2 separate regions of the Homo sapiens genome follow, and region 1 is linked to region 2. Evidence: read pairs that join two places in POLR2A ChIA-PET (ENCODE). Cell type or tissue: Caco-2. All regions are shown on one strand. Links, peaks and the distances in the headings refer to the core of each region. The heading gives the core; the rest is flanking DNA.

Region 1 (6,603 bases), core at 1,382-3,881, 68 kb before region 2:
AGCTCGGGCCCCTCTCCCAGGAAGATTCGTGTTCATCACTGACAGAGGACTCCGTCCTTTGGTAAATCCCAGGCCCATGCTTGTGTGTGCCGGGGTGGGCACCCTGACTTAGTCCCTTGCTGCATCCCTCAACTGTTCAGCCCAGGCAACGTCCCTGACCCCTCAGGGGTTTTACAGGTCCTCTGCCATCTGCGTGTACCTGTAATGACCAGGGGGAAACAGCTCTTGAGGACAGAGACAACATGCCAGCACACAGCTCCTAAGGAGCCTGGGTCTCATTGACCTACACAGCAGCCAGGCCCATGAATACCCACCCACGTGGCCAGGGAAGGTTGGGGGTGCCTCCCTAAGGGGCCAACTGGGCTACTGCCAAGCAGCTGTCTGAGGTTGCCAAGGGGCACCCTGACCCGGGAAGTCACTGTCTGGGTCTGGTTCTCACATCATCCTGGGTGGCTTCCAACTCTTCTCATGGCTGGGGCCCCCTCCAGACCAGGAGCTTCTCACAGGCAGGGACAGAGCCTGATTCACCTGGGGCCTGAGCCTCCCACCTGCACTCCCTGCAGGGGTGGAACCAGCTCTCTGATTCCAAGGCCCAGCCTCTCTCTTCCCACCTCATGAAGGCTCAAAAGGACTGACAGCCCCCTTCCACTAAGGCCCTCGGCCCAGACCCCTCTCCTGTTGCTCAGGGTTAGTGAGCAGAAATGGCCATGGCTTTGCTCTCAGACATTCTAGCCACTCAGCAGCACCCCTCACCCTTGCCACTGGCCAGGCACTGTTCTGGGCATGGAAGAGACTGGGGGAACAAAGCAAATCGAAACCCCAGCCCTGGCGATGCTCACATTCTGGCGAGGGAAAGAAAAGACACCCATCTCCGTGGGACATCACTGAGCACTGTGGCGAGAGGATACGGCAGGGCAGGGGGCAGTGCTGGGGTGACAGGGAGGAGGCAGCACGTGCCAAGGCCCTGTGGCGCAGCCTGCCTGAAGTGTCCAGGTAAACGAAGAGCACCTGGGCTGAGCTCCTGGGGCCCTGGTGGGGGCCTAATACCTGCCAGGTCCTTCATAGCCACCATATCCCTGGAGCCCCACAGCCATCTGACAAGAGTTAGCCCTGTTTTGCTGTTCAGGAAACTGAGGCCCAGAGATCTTCGATGGCTTTCTAAAGGTCACCCACAGTGTATGATTTGATCCTAGTCTGCGTGGCTCCAAAGCCTGTGTGTGTCCACCTGCCCCCACCGAAACGCTGTGGGTCCCGCCCCCCACCTGCCCCCACCATAATGCTGTGGGTCCCGCCCACCACCTGCCCCCACTGTAACGCTGTGGGTCCCGCCCCCCACCTGCCCCCACCATAATGCTGTGGGTCCCGCCCCCCACCTGCCCCCACTGTAACGCTGTGGGTCCCACCACCCACCTGCCCCCACCATAGCTCTGTGGGTCCCACTTCCCCACCTGCCCCCACCATAATGCTGTGGGTCCCGCCCCCCACCTGCCCCCACTGTAACGCAGTGGGTCCTGCCCCCCCACCTACCCCAACCATAATGCTGTGGGTCCCGCCCCCCAACACCTGCCCCCACCATAATACTGTGGGTCCTGCTCCCCACCTGTTCCCGCCATACCACTGTGAGTCCCGCCCCCCTTCCTGCCCCCATTGTAACGCTGTGGGGTCCTGCCCCACACCTGCCCCCACCATAATACTGTGGGTCCTGCTTCCCACCTGCTCCTGCCATAAAGCTATGGGGCTGGCTCCCCAGCACCTTGCCCAGGCCCAGGTGTCGATGTTCCTCCCAAGGAATGATTGGGTGGATGAATGAACACTGAGATGTACCTGGGTGTGGTGGCCTCCTGAGCCCTGCTGACAGGGGAGATGGTCTGCCTGGACAGGGGACTGGCCAGGGCTGTCTTCAGAGCAGGCGGCACCACCCACGGGGGCCATGGCTGGGAATGTGTCCACTGCTGCTGGGCAGCCCCAGCCAAGCCCAAGGGAGGCAGAACAGTGGCCTCCGGTCAGTGTCCCTTTGCCCAGCTCCAGACCCAGGGCAGGCATTGTGGGTGATCAGCAGGGGCCATACCCCACCCAAAGTTGCCTCCCCACACCTGGACTGACGGCCCCTGGAGGGTGGTAGCAGAGAAAGACACTGGGACCCCCGGGTGCTCCTGTCCCTCTCTCCAGCCTCCCCATCTCCTGCCTTCACCCTGAGAGTCCCAGCCACACTGGGCTCCCACTGATTTCCTGCAGGGAGCCACCTGGCCAGGGGCCGGGCATGGTGTCTCTCCACCTAGAAGGTTCTACATGGCCACTCCTGAGACTCATCTCAGACACTGGCTTCCCCAGGCGGCCTCCCCGACCCCAGGGCTCTGTCAGACCCCTCTGGGCTTCCCCTTTCAACATCCGGCCCACGATGGGGTGGCTGCTTGTCGGGGCTGCAAGGCTCACTGCAGATCTTGCCCCGGGAACAATCCCAGACAGCTCATCCTGCCGCCCTCTGTCTCCAGAAAGCATCTGGGGATGGAACCGAGCCGCCTCTGCTCGTCTCCGGCAACATGTTGGTTTTTTCTGAGAGTGCTGCAAATCCATTTCCCTGACAGTGATGGGAATGGGTATTGTCAGTGGTGGGAGAGCACATTATGAATGATTCCACTTGAGTCCATTTTTAAAAGGAGGAAATCAATATGTGCTTCCCGGCAGCGTCCGCTCCCCTCCCTTGACCTCTCTGCTCAGCCACCAGCTGCTCCCTGCCACCACCCTCTCTCCTCCTTCCTTCCCAGAAGGGGACAGCCCTTTCTGGGAACTGCCACCAAAGCCTCAGGGAAATTGAGCTTCTCTTCCGGGGAAACTGCTGGGTGCTGGCTGAGGCACCCATGCCGGCCCGAGGGTGGAAGCAGCAGATCTCCAAGAGGTTCTGTGCTGGAGGAACTCCCAGGACTCTACATGCATGAGCCTTGCCTGCCTTGCGTTGGCCCTAACCAGCATTCACACACGTTGTCTGCAAAACTCATGGGAACACCAAGATGGCAGGCCTAGGATCTGCCCTAGGATCCAACTGAGGGGCAAGGAAACAACCTCAGAGGTGAGGCAACACCCACAGACACACAGCTAAAAGGTGGCAAAATCTGGATGCTGAGCCAGGGCTGCAGCTGACAGCTCCAGGAACCAGTCCTAGGGCCACACCACCCACATTCAAATCCAGTTCCATCACCTACCAGCTGTGTGACCCTGGACAAGTCAATGTTTGCAAACCTCCATGCACTCACCTTTAGAACAAGACAAGGCTGGCCAGGCGTGGTAGCTCACCACTGTAATCCCTGAACACTTTGGGAGGCTGAGGAGGGTGGATCACTTGAGGTCAGGAGTTCGAGACCAGCCTGGCCAACATGGTGAAACCCCATCTCTACTAAAAATACAAAAATTAGCCGGGTGTGCTGGCACATGCCAGTAATCCCAGCTACTCGGGAGGCTGAGGCAGGAGAATCACCTGAACCTCGGAGGTGGAGGTTGCAGTGAGCCGAGATCACACCACTGCACTCCAGCCCAAGCTCAGAATGGGACTCCATCTCAAAAAAAAAAAAAAAAAAGAACGAGACAAGGCTAATATAACCTACATGCAGCAATGTGAGCCCGCCCAGAAAGGACCTAGCCAGCACCAGCCCCTGTTTCTTCCCCTGGCTGGTCTCCCAGGGAACTCAGTGTGCTCTTCAGAGAAGGCTGCAAACTTTGTTCAAAGGCTTCCAGGGGCCGACTCAGCTACGCCCCTGCCAGGAAGCCTGCAGCCTCAATGATAGCAGCAGGATGGTCTTCTTGGCCTCAGGCTAAGGTTGAAAATGAGTGTTTAATAAAAATTCTCTATATTAACTCTCCCTCACCCCAAAGTTGGGCCATTGTTTTTCTGTTCTGCTTTAGAAGCATTTCCACAAATCCAGTCTCTGGAAGCAATGTGACTCAACAAAGAAGATACCAACAAGACAAGCAATCGCCTCCCAGCTGTGGCACCAACCAACTGGCTCTGTGACCTAAGACTCCATCCTTCCCGCTCTGGGCCTCAATTTCCCCTTCTGTAAAGGGTTGCACCACATGAATCACCAGGGCTCCTCTAGCCAGGAGCAGCTCCTTCGTTCTGAACAAGAGGCATTTTCCACAGGGCCTGTGTCAGTCGGTATCAGCTTTCCTGCCCTGAGACAGTCAACAACCTCACTATAGTGACTTAATCAGAGATACAGTCTGTGCCATACCATCCTGAACATGCCTGATCTCGTGTGATCTCAGAAGCTAAACAGGGTTGTGCCTGATTAGTATTTGGATGGGAGACCACCCGGGAATACTGGGTGCTGTAGGCTTTTGTAAAAAATAAAAATAGAAAAGAAATCAGAGATGCAGCATTGATCACACTGAATCCCACGAGAAGGGTAGGGCTCCCCTACATGTTCCCTCATGCCAAGGCTAGAGTTTGGGGTCTCCCCTCTGGAATTTGGCTGATTAGTAGAAGAGGCAGAAAGAATTTTGAGAGGCCTCACATTAGAAATTAAGTGCCCAGCCTGGAGGCCACTCTCGACTCATCACTTCGTTACCATCGAAGCCAGAACCAGTTACTCTGCCCCAGCCAACCACAGGGAAACCAGGATGGGTCCCCTTCCACATCCCCAAAAGTGGAGACCTGGGAATATCATCAGCAAACAGCCCAGTGACCACCACCCACGCCTGGCCATATCAGCCACCCTCAAACTTCCCACAGCGGGGGCTTGGTGGGGGGCTGCCTGGTGGTGAGAGAGGAGGGGAGCAGGTGGGTGCCACCTGGCCCTTGCACCACCTCCCTCTGAGCCCTGGCAGAGAAGAGGGGGAGGCCCAGGCCAGATGGGCTCTCTTTGAGAGCTCTGCAGGCCTGAGGGACTGGGAGCAGATGGTGCCACTGCCAGGCAGAGGGGCCAGACTGCTGCACAAACCCAGCGCTCATCTGAGGACACAGAGTGATTCCTGCATCCGAGTGTCCTCACGAGAGCACCATGCACAGGGCAGCTTCTTGGGAAGACAGAGCAGGAAAGGGATTGTGCTAGGGAGCTTTGGGCCTCCTGGAAATGCAGTCATGTGGTGAGGGAAGGGCCAGAGGAGGGGAGGCAAGGAAGAGAATTGGGGAGTCACTGACGGTCATGCAGCTTCATGCTCACACCAGGGCCTGCCTGCCAGGAAAACTCCCCAGTGCCCCAGGAACAGCCCAGCGAGGTCCTAACTGCAGAAGCAGGGGGCTGCACAGACACAGGAGGGTAGACTCTGGGGAGTTAGGCTGGTCACCCTAGGGCCACACTGACTGCATCATTCAGCAATGCCAGCCTCAGCCAAAAGCAAATGTCTGCCCAAGGCTCCCAGACAGTGTTCAGTTATTCCTCACTCATCTCATGAACTAGGGTCAGGCACCAGCAGCATCGAAACCTGCCCCAAGATGGCCACTGGATGAGGCGTTGGAAGCCCACCCTGCACCCGCTACTTTCTGCCATCCTGTGTTCCCCTGAACTCTCCAGCACCAGACCTCAGATGAAGCCCCATGCAGAGCTGCTGCACGCCAGGCCGGCGGGACCTCACGCCCCCCCCGGCAGCATCCGCAGGAGCGTCAGAGGCATGTGAACCAGAGCAACTCCATCTTGAATAGGGGCTGGGTAAAATAAGGCTGAGATCTACTGGGCTGCATTCCCAGATGGTTAGGCATTCTAAGTCACAGGATGAGATAGGAGGTCAGCACAAAATACAGGTCATAAAGACCTTGCTGATAAAACAGGCTGCAGTACAGAAGCCGGCCAAAACCCTCCAAAAGCAAGATGGTGAAGAGAGTGACCTCTGGTCATCCTCACTGCCACACTCCCATCAGCGCAATGACAGTTTACAAATGCCATGGCAACGCCAGGAAGTTACCCTGAATGGTTTCAAAAGGGGAGGCATGAATAATCCACCCCGTGTTTAGCATATCATCAAGAAATATCCACAAAAATGGGCAACCAGCAGCCCTCAGGGCTGCCCTGCCTATGAAGTAGCCATTCTTTATTCCTTTACTTACTTAATAAACTTGCTTTCACTTCACCCCAAATTCCTTCTTGTGCAAGATTCAAGAACCCTCTCTTGGGGTCTGGATCGGGACCCCTTTCCGGTAACAGGAGGGTGCCAGCTAAGTCAGCAGGTTACTACTCCGACTACACATGAGAGGCCGCAGGGGCCACAAGAATCTTGACTTGCTCTTGCTGGCAAATCACCCAGTAGGCACTAGACCCAGCCAGGCCACCTCAGCAGAGAAGGGAAGGCCCCGGGCCGGCAGCTACTGCACTTTTTCCTGCACTGCTTCTATCAGGGAACCAGAGCAGGGGTGTGGGGAGCGCCGGCCCGACTCCACTCCGGAAATGGAGAAAGTCCTCTGAAAAAAGATCCTCCTCCTGACTTGGGTTTGCCCCCAAGGAGGCTCTAACTCCTGAGCCTCTTCCTCTGCACCCCCAGGGCCCACCTACTCCACTAAGATAACTTCTGCTTTTTACAAAGCAAAATTCCAAGAATAGGGCATGCTTTTGTAGCCTGCTTTTTTGTGTTAATTCATAGGTTTAGTAAACCTTTCCCTGGCTGCCTCACCTTCAT
Region 2 (6,603 bases), core at 1,637-4,136:
AGAGGCGGAGTCCTGTCTGAATCCTGGTGCAGCCCAGGGTCTCACTCTGAAGGAAACTGGCCAGCCCCGGTCAGCATCAAGGAACTGTTTAAATCTCAGCTCCACCTGTAAGTAGCTATGCAGCCTATGGAAAGTTCCTTAGCCTCTCTGGACTCTCTGGTCCAGAGTGCAATGAAGCAGGGAAGATAATAGACACCTGGCAGGATTGTTATAGGAACTAAATCAAACAGCATCACGTGCAAACGCAGTTCAGTTCAGCATGGCATCACAGCAGCTTATTTAACCAGCACAGCAGGCATTTAGTGTAATTGCTTATGGTTTCCAAGTGGCAGCTGTTATCTGTGTCTAAGAGGTCTCCCCAGAGGGGCTCATGTGCTCAGAGCCTTTGGAGACCATCAGACACGGCCATCGCCCTCCCTAGGACCGGGCAGCAACAGCATGAGAGTCCTGGGTCCCTGGTTCCAAGGAGAGGGAAAGGGGGTGGGGGACCCTGAGATGTCACCGCAGGGAGGAAGGAGCCAGGTGGGGTGTCTCCAGCTGTCAGGCAGCTTCCAAACTTGTCCTCTTTCTTAATTCTCCTAACACCCCGTGAGTCTCATTCCACATCACAGATGAGGAACTGAGTTGCCTATGGTCACAAAGCTGAGGTAAAGACCTCTGCCCTGTCAGGGGCTCACAAGGCCAGCTGTGCCTGCGACGGGTCCACGCCCACTTCCGCTGGCCATCGCCCTCCCTGCTCACTCTGCATTCCTGCTCACAGGCTCCCAGGGCGCTGCAGTCCTGACCCCTGTGCTGACACTGCCCAGCCCTCCTCAGGCCTGGTCTCCAGACACTAGGGAGGATATGCAGGTCACATGTGCAGGGACACTCTGACAGGACCTCCCTGGACTCAGGGATCCACACAGGCCTGCACGAGTGTCTTCTGCCCCTAAGCTCAGCCATGGGGATGTCCAGCAGCCTGGGCGCCCGGCCTGGGCCAAGCTCATCCTCTCCTCCCCAGCTCACTTTCCGGTTCTGTGTCTGGGACTCCCTCTCTGCGGGGGTGAGCACCATCCCCATGGGAATCACCAATTTGCACTCATCCAGGACACACTCCCAGAACACAGTCAGGCCATGTGTCAGAGTCTAGGGCTCCACCATCCCCTCAGGGCCCTGACCTGTCTGAACTGGGGCTGGGCCTAAAACTGGGTGCTTGGACCCTCACACATATTTGGGACACCCACAGGATGAACTGGAGGGTGAGGGAGAGGAGCAGGGACCCACTGGTTCCCACACTCTGTGCCCAGAAAGGAGACTCATTGCACTGGGACCCAGGGCGGCAGGGTCGGTCAGAGTGAGAGACCAAGCTGGACTCTCAGGGTGACATTCACACACCCCAAGGAGGGGGCGGCTCCCCTTTGCACACGTGCCCTGATGTATGCAGTGGGTCGGGGTCCCTGGCACCAGCCAGACTCCACAGCTCTCAGAACGCTGTTGGGGTAGAAAGGACCCCCAGACTGTTCCAGAGAGAAGGCAGAAGCCTGGGCCGGGCTCCAGAGAGCTGATGGTGGCCTGGCGGGTTCCTCACTGACAGGCAGGGATCCCTGGTGTCTGCAATATCATCTTACCATGCATGACATCTTCACCCCCGGCTACCAAGGCTGTGGGGCTCACAGATCCCCTCCCTCAGGAGCCGCTGCAGCACGGAGTCATGGCCAGGCTCTCCACCATGGCAGACTAGGCTCAGTGGGCCAGACTCCCCAGGCAGGGACTCTCGGATGGCAGCCCTCACGACCTGCAGCTCCACCAGTGTCAGGAGCAAGGGTGTGAGATGAAGGGAGAACAGGAGCTGCCACATCCGGGGAGGTCGGGAGGCACTCCCAGGGGGCGGGAGCCTGGGGACGCTGAGGTGGCACTCAGCCGCCAAGGTGGAGTGTGCAACTCATAGCCATGCGAGGTTCACAGCGACAGCACTCATGCCTCACCCCAGCAGGCTCGCCTCCAGGAACCTCATCTAAGAGGCGATTACATGCTCGGGTCTTGAAGCGGCCGGAGCCCCCAGCAGCAGGAGGCGGGTCGGTGCACAACAGTGGATCCCTAAGGCGCAATATCACAGGGCTTTAAAGTGTGTGTGGATGAGTTTTTAATGACACTGACCAGTGCTCTCTGCAGTGCCCCCTTCTCCTCGCCACATCCCTTTTCCCCTGCGAGCTGCATGGGGCTCCTAGCTGTTTGGGAGCAAGACCTGAGCAAGACAGAGGAAACCAGAGGGTCTGGATTGAGGCCCCAGTGAGTCACACTCACCAGGGGTCCCTGGACACCTCTCTATGATGTCTGCCTTCCTGGAGAAACTGAGCCCCGAGCTGTTGCTCCTGCAAGTTCAGGGAGGCGTTGCCAGCGTGAGGAGGAAGGCTTTCCAGGGCTCCGGCCACCCCTCAGTGTAGCCACTGAAGGCAAACACTTACCCACAATGTGCTATGCGGGCTCCGGCCCAGCCTGGGATGTCCACAGGCCCTGACGACGAGGCTTTGAACTAAGGCAGAGAGAGCAAGGCCTCAACCACCAAGCCCTTCAAAGGCTGGTGGGAAGTGCTCTCTGTTAATTCCAACCACATGGCAAATTAAGTTCTATTTAGCCCCTTTCCAAAATATTTTCCTCTCTTGATGTAAGGAAAGCTGGAGCTGTGCCATCGTTCAGACAGGCTGGGTCCAGCCCAGGGAAGGGAGAGCCAGCGCCCGCACCCATGGAAGCGCAGCCTCTCCCCCACGGAGCTGGCTGCTGGCTGCAGACAGGCCCGTGCAGACAGCTGGAGGAGTGAATGGACAGGAGGGAGGCGAGAGGGGGGAAGGATGATAACGTGGGTAAACGAGAGGGCGGGGAGAGTGCAAGCTTGCTTTGTTTACAGCTTCAAATCCGACAGGATTGTTTCTTTGAACACTTCAATTAAGACCACAATGTTCTTTGGCCCTGGTAGCTTTGTTCTGCCTTTCCTCCTCCCCCATCTTCCTGGAATGTGTGGGCTGGAGAGAGGAACATAAAGGGAAACAAAAGGAAAGAGTTGTCCTGTCCACTGAAGCCCGAGGTTGGGCAAGGCCCCTACATAATGCACAGAGGACACCCACAACCAGCCTTCAGCATCTGGGGTGACCTGCTCCAAACACCTCTCCGCTCGGGTGCCCAGCCCCACCCCTCCCCTGGAGCAAGGGACAGTCCCAGTCCACATCTCACTTGCTCCTCAGCAGCAGTGGACAAGCTGGACCCTTCCTCCTCCTGGAAGTGAGCCACTCTTCAGCATCTAGAGAGCAGCTCCTCTCCTGCGAGCCCGTGCCAGCCAGCTGCTTGGGAAGGTGAGAAGCATGCCTCGCCGGCAGCCCCTCGCCCAAGATTGCAGCCCCTTCCAGAGCTGGTCTGCAGGCCCATGGCTGCCTGGTGAGCGGTCCAAAGGCCTAGCCCCTTGCATTCATGAGGCACAGCTCTGGGGGGCTGTCCCCACTCTCAGTGCCATAGGACCAGCCAAAGCCTCAGTTCAACTGCCCAGAGCCTCCCTCTGCCCAGCCCCACAGCCAGCTTCCCTGCAGAGATACCTTCTGAAATCACCCCACCCAACTCTCCAGCTCTGCATCTGTTTCCAGGAAACCCATCCTAGGACAGTCAGCTCTGGCAGCGGACCTGGGAGGCCGACTCCAAAGGCAGATGTTGGAGCCGGCTCTCTGACCAGCCCGGGGGCAATGGAGACCCGCCACTCCTGGGAGATGGAGACTGGAGAGCTCTGGGTGCTGCCAAGGCATAAAAGGTGAATCATGCCCATGGTGAGCAGGGCCGGGAGACCTGCAGAGGAGGACGCAGGGGCCAGGGCAGCATCGCTGGCCCTGAGAGAAGTAGTCACATAGGACCAGGGAACTGGACAGCACTTGGCTGAGGTCACCAATTCACTGAAAATGAAAACAGGCTTAGGGTGATCAATGACCCATTCAAGGCACAAGGTGAAATCTCAGGGGCCTCCTTGACAGCACTGAGGGAAGCCCTAATCTGAGCCAAGGACAGAGAGCAGAGAGTGAGCTCAGGACCCGACTGCACAAGCACCACGCTTCAGAAAAAATGGAATTCTAGCCCAGGCATACTCCCCACAACACATTCAGGGCTCCAATGTGCAAAGAATGGGACTCGAGGCCAGGGATGTGGAGACTTAGAGGTGCAACTCCTAGATCCTGGAATCCGCCAAGAGGAGAGGGCAGGGCAGCCCCCTCCCCTATGAAGAGACAGTGCCCCACCTGACTGAAGAGCCTGCAGCGGCTCAAATGAGGCAGGTTCCAGGCGGTGCCAGAGGAGACAAGTGCCCCCTCCCTCCTACAACCAGTATCACAGCTGGCACACCCCAGTGGGAAGGTGCTGGTCTGTGAGAGGAAGAACAAGATCACCTCCCTGTGTTCCCAGAGGGCTGCAAGGCTAGGGGAGATGCCGTAGCAGGGGAATACATGCCCATTTGGGGGTGCCGCATCATGGTTCAGAGCCACGGGTAAGGAAGGAAGTGCTGGCATGGAGGGCTTTAGCCTCCTGAAAGGACCCGGGTTACAGAGCTCATGCTTATGGCTCCTGGCTCCTGCAAGCTTGCAAGAAGCGAGGGCCTGTGAGAAGTGGAAATGCCAGCATTACCACAGCAGACAGCAGAGGCACAGCAGAGGCTCTCAGAAGTGGGCCTGCTTGAGCAGATGGGCTGCATAGGAAGGAAACCCACCATATTCCATGTTCCCAGGAAGGGCAGGGGGATGTCCCGCACCCCCATAAGAAGGCCCCAGTGGTGAGTGGCGCACTCTTGGAGGCCCTCGCAGGTTGGGCTGATGGCAGGAGACGCTGCTGCAGACCTCGGCTGTGAGCAGCAGGGGCAAGGACAGGAGCCCAACCTGGCGGAGGCCAGGTGGCAGTGCCACAGCCAGAAGCAGGCATAAGTGCATGATGAGGAACAAGAGCTGAGTGGCCAGCGAGTGCCGAGAGCCAGGCAATCGCTTAAGGTCTGCCATCAGAATAAATCAAGGTTGGAGGACACAATGGTTTGAACATGTCCCCTCCAAAGTGCAGATATTGCCAGTAAGCTTGAACCTGTCAAGAGGTGGAGCCTTTAAGAGGTGACCAGGCTGGGGGGCTCCTCCCCCTCGAGTGGGGTTAACTGTGCTTATGAAAGGGCTTGACTCTCCCACCTTCTGCTGCAGGGGACACAGCGTGCCTCGCCTCCGGATGACTCAGCACCAGGCGCCATCCTGGAAGTGGCGAGCAGCCCTCACCAGGCTCCCAACCTGCCAGCCCCTTGATCCTGGACTTCCAGCCTCCAGAGCTGCCAGAGGAGACCTGTCTGTTCCTCATCAGTTACCCATCCTTGGGTGTTTTGTTGTAGCGACACTAAGCGACTGAGACAGACAGCCAGGACACTGAGGGCAAAGGCGCTCTAGAAAGCCAGTGGGTCCCTCGCCTGGTGTCAGGTGCTAAGGCACCGGCCAGAGGAGAGGGCGGTCCCTGGGAGGAAGGCCCTGCAACCTCATGGCAAGGATGGCCAGTCACGTTCCTGGGTCCTTCCCCAAAGGGGCAGCAGTGTGCCGGAGAAACAGGAAGGCCCAGGCCCCTCCAGGACTGTTGAGGGTGATCCTGAGCACCTGAAGTGCCCCAGGCCCAGAGTAGCAGGGCTCTTCATCTTCCTGGAGGGTGAGTCAGGCCTCCCCGCCCTGGCCCACTTGCCCATGGGTCCTCATCCATGTGGGATGAAGTCTGAAGACATCACTGGGCCCTCCCAGCACCCCAGCCCAGGGCAGGACTGCGTGAGTGATAAATAAAGACGCCCTGGACCACCCTTGATGAAGGCCAGCTCCCTCCCACCTTCTGGACTGCCACCTCCCCACTCTGCACCTTCACCCCCTCTCAAGAACCACAGCCTCTAGGGCCCACCTCTCTGCTTCTGAGGAAAGCATTAGGGTGGGGACGTAGATGGTCCCACCACTTGCATTGTAAAAGACACACAGAGGGCAATGCTGTAGTCTAAGAAAAGATTTTCTAATGGTGGAGTTTCTGGCAAAAAGGCATGGCCATCATGAGGCAGTTAGTGCTGTTGGGCAAAGAATTGCTTCCATATTTGTCTCAAAGCATTAAAATGGGCACCAAATCAATATTTCTTTAATAAAAAACACAAAAATCTTGGCCTATGCTCTCCCAACACACCCTGAGCATGTCTCTAGCATCACTAGAATGCTAGAGGCATTTGACTGCATCTTGCCTGTTACCTGTTAACTTCTTGCTTCCCTCCCTCAATTGTGAGCTCACTGAGGGCAGGGATAGGACTGAAGTATCCTCTGAATCTTTAACCTCAGGCGCTTAGGGACAGGGGGATGGGACGGAGATGTGGCAGGCAGAGTCCAGCCTCCCCAGAGCCACCTCCCAGCCCTGCGCATGTGCTTGGCAAGTCCCTGATGGGAGCCCAGGCAAGGCTGGGGCTTGTGCGTGTCTCCCCTGCCAGGCTGTGAGCACCCGGGCAGGCTTGTCCAGGCCAGCCCAGCTGCTGCCTGACACCAGCCCAGGTCCTGGCCCCCAGAGAGTGCCTGGTGAAGTCTGTCTGGCTGAGGTCCGACACAAGGGGGTAAG

What was found. Peaks named below come from ENCODE experiments on the same cell type or tissue, not always from the same donor. Only the 100,000 strongest peaks of a DNase experiment are listed, where the experiment ranks them.
Region 1: POLR2A ChIA-PET joins it to region 2 with 7 read pairs; 2 of 35 experiments call an interaction of 5 or more read pairs at or near these places.

What each region holds. Positions count from the first base shown.
Region 1 is chr2:128,442,809-128,449,411 of GRCh38, reverse strand. All of the region lies in intron 1 of LOC105373611 (a long non-coding RNA gene), which reads right to left. It also overlaps the pseudogene RNA5SP103. Among named protein-coding and RNA genes, the nearest start is that of HS6ST1, 130 kb to the right of the region's middle. RefSeq lists enhancers at 14-1,005, 2,643-2,937. In Caco-2, for the core only: no CTCF peak of the experiment used is centred there; no DNase peak of the experiment used is centred there.
Region 2 is chr2:128,375,524-128,382,126 of GRCh38, reverse strand. It overlaps LOC105373610 (a long non-coding RNA gene), which reads left to right and starts at 3,217. Exons shown (of 3, transcript XR_923317.3): 1 at 3,217-3,326; 2 at 3,612-3,772; 3 at 5,187-5,341. In Caco-2, for the core only: no CTCF peak of the experiment used is centred there; a DNase peak (open chromatin) is centred at 2,886.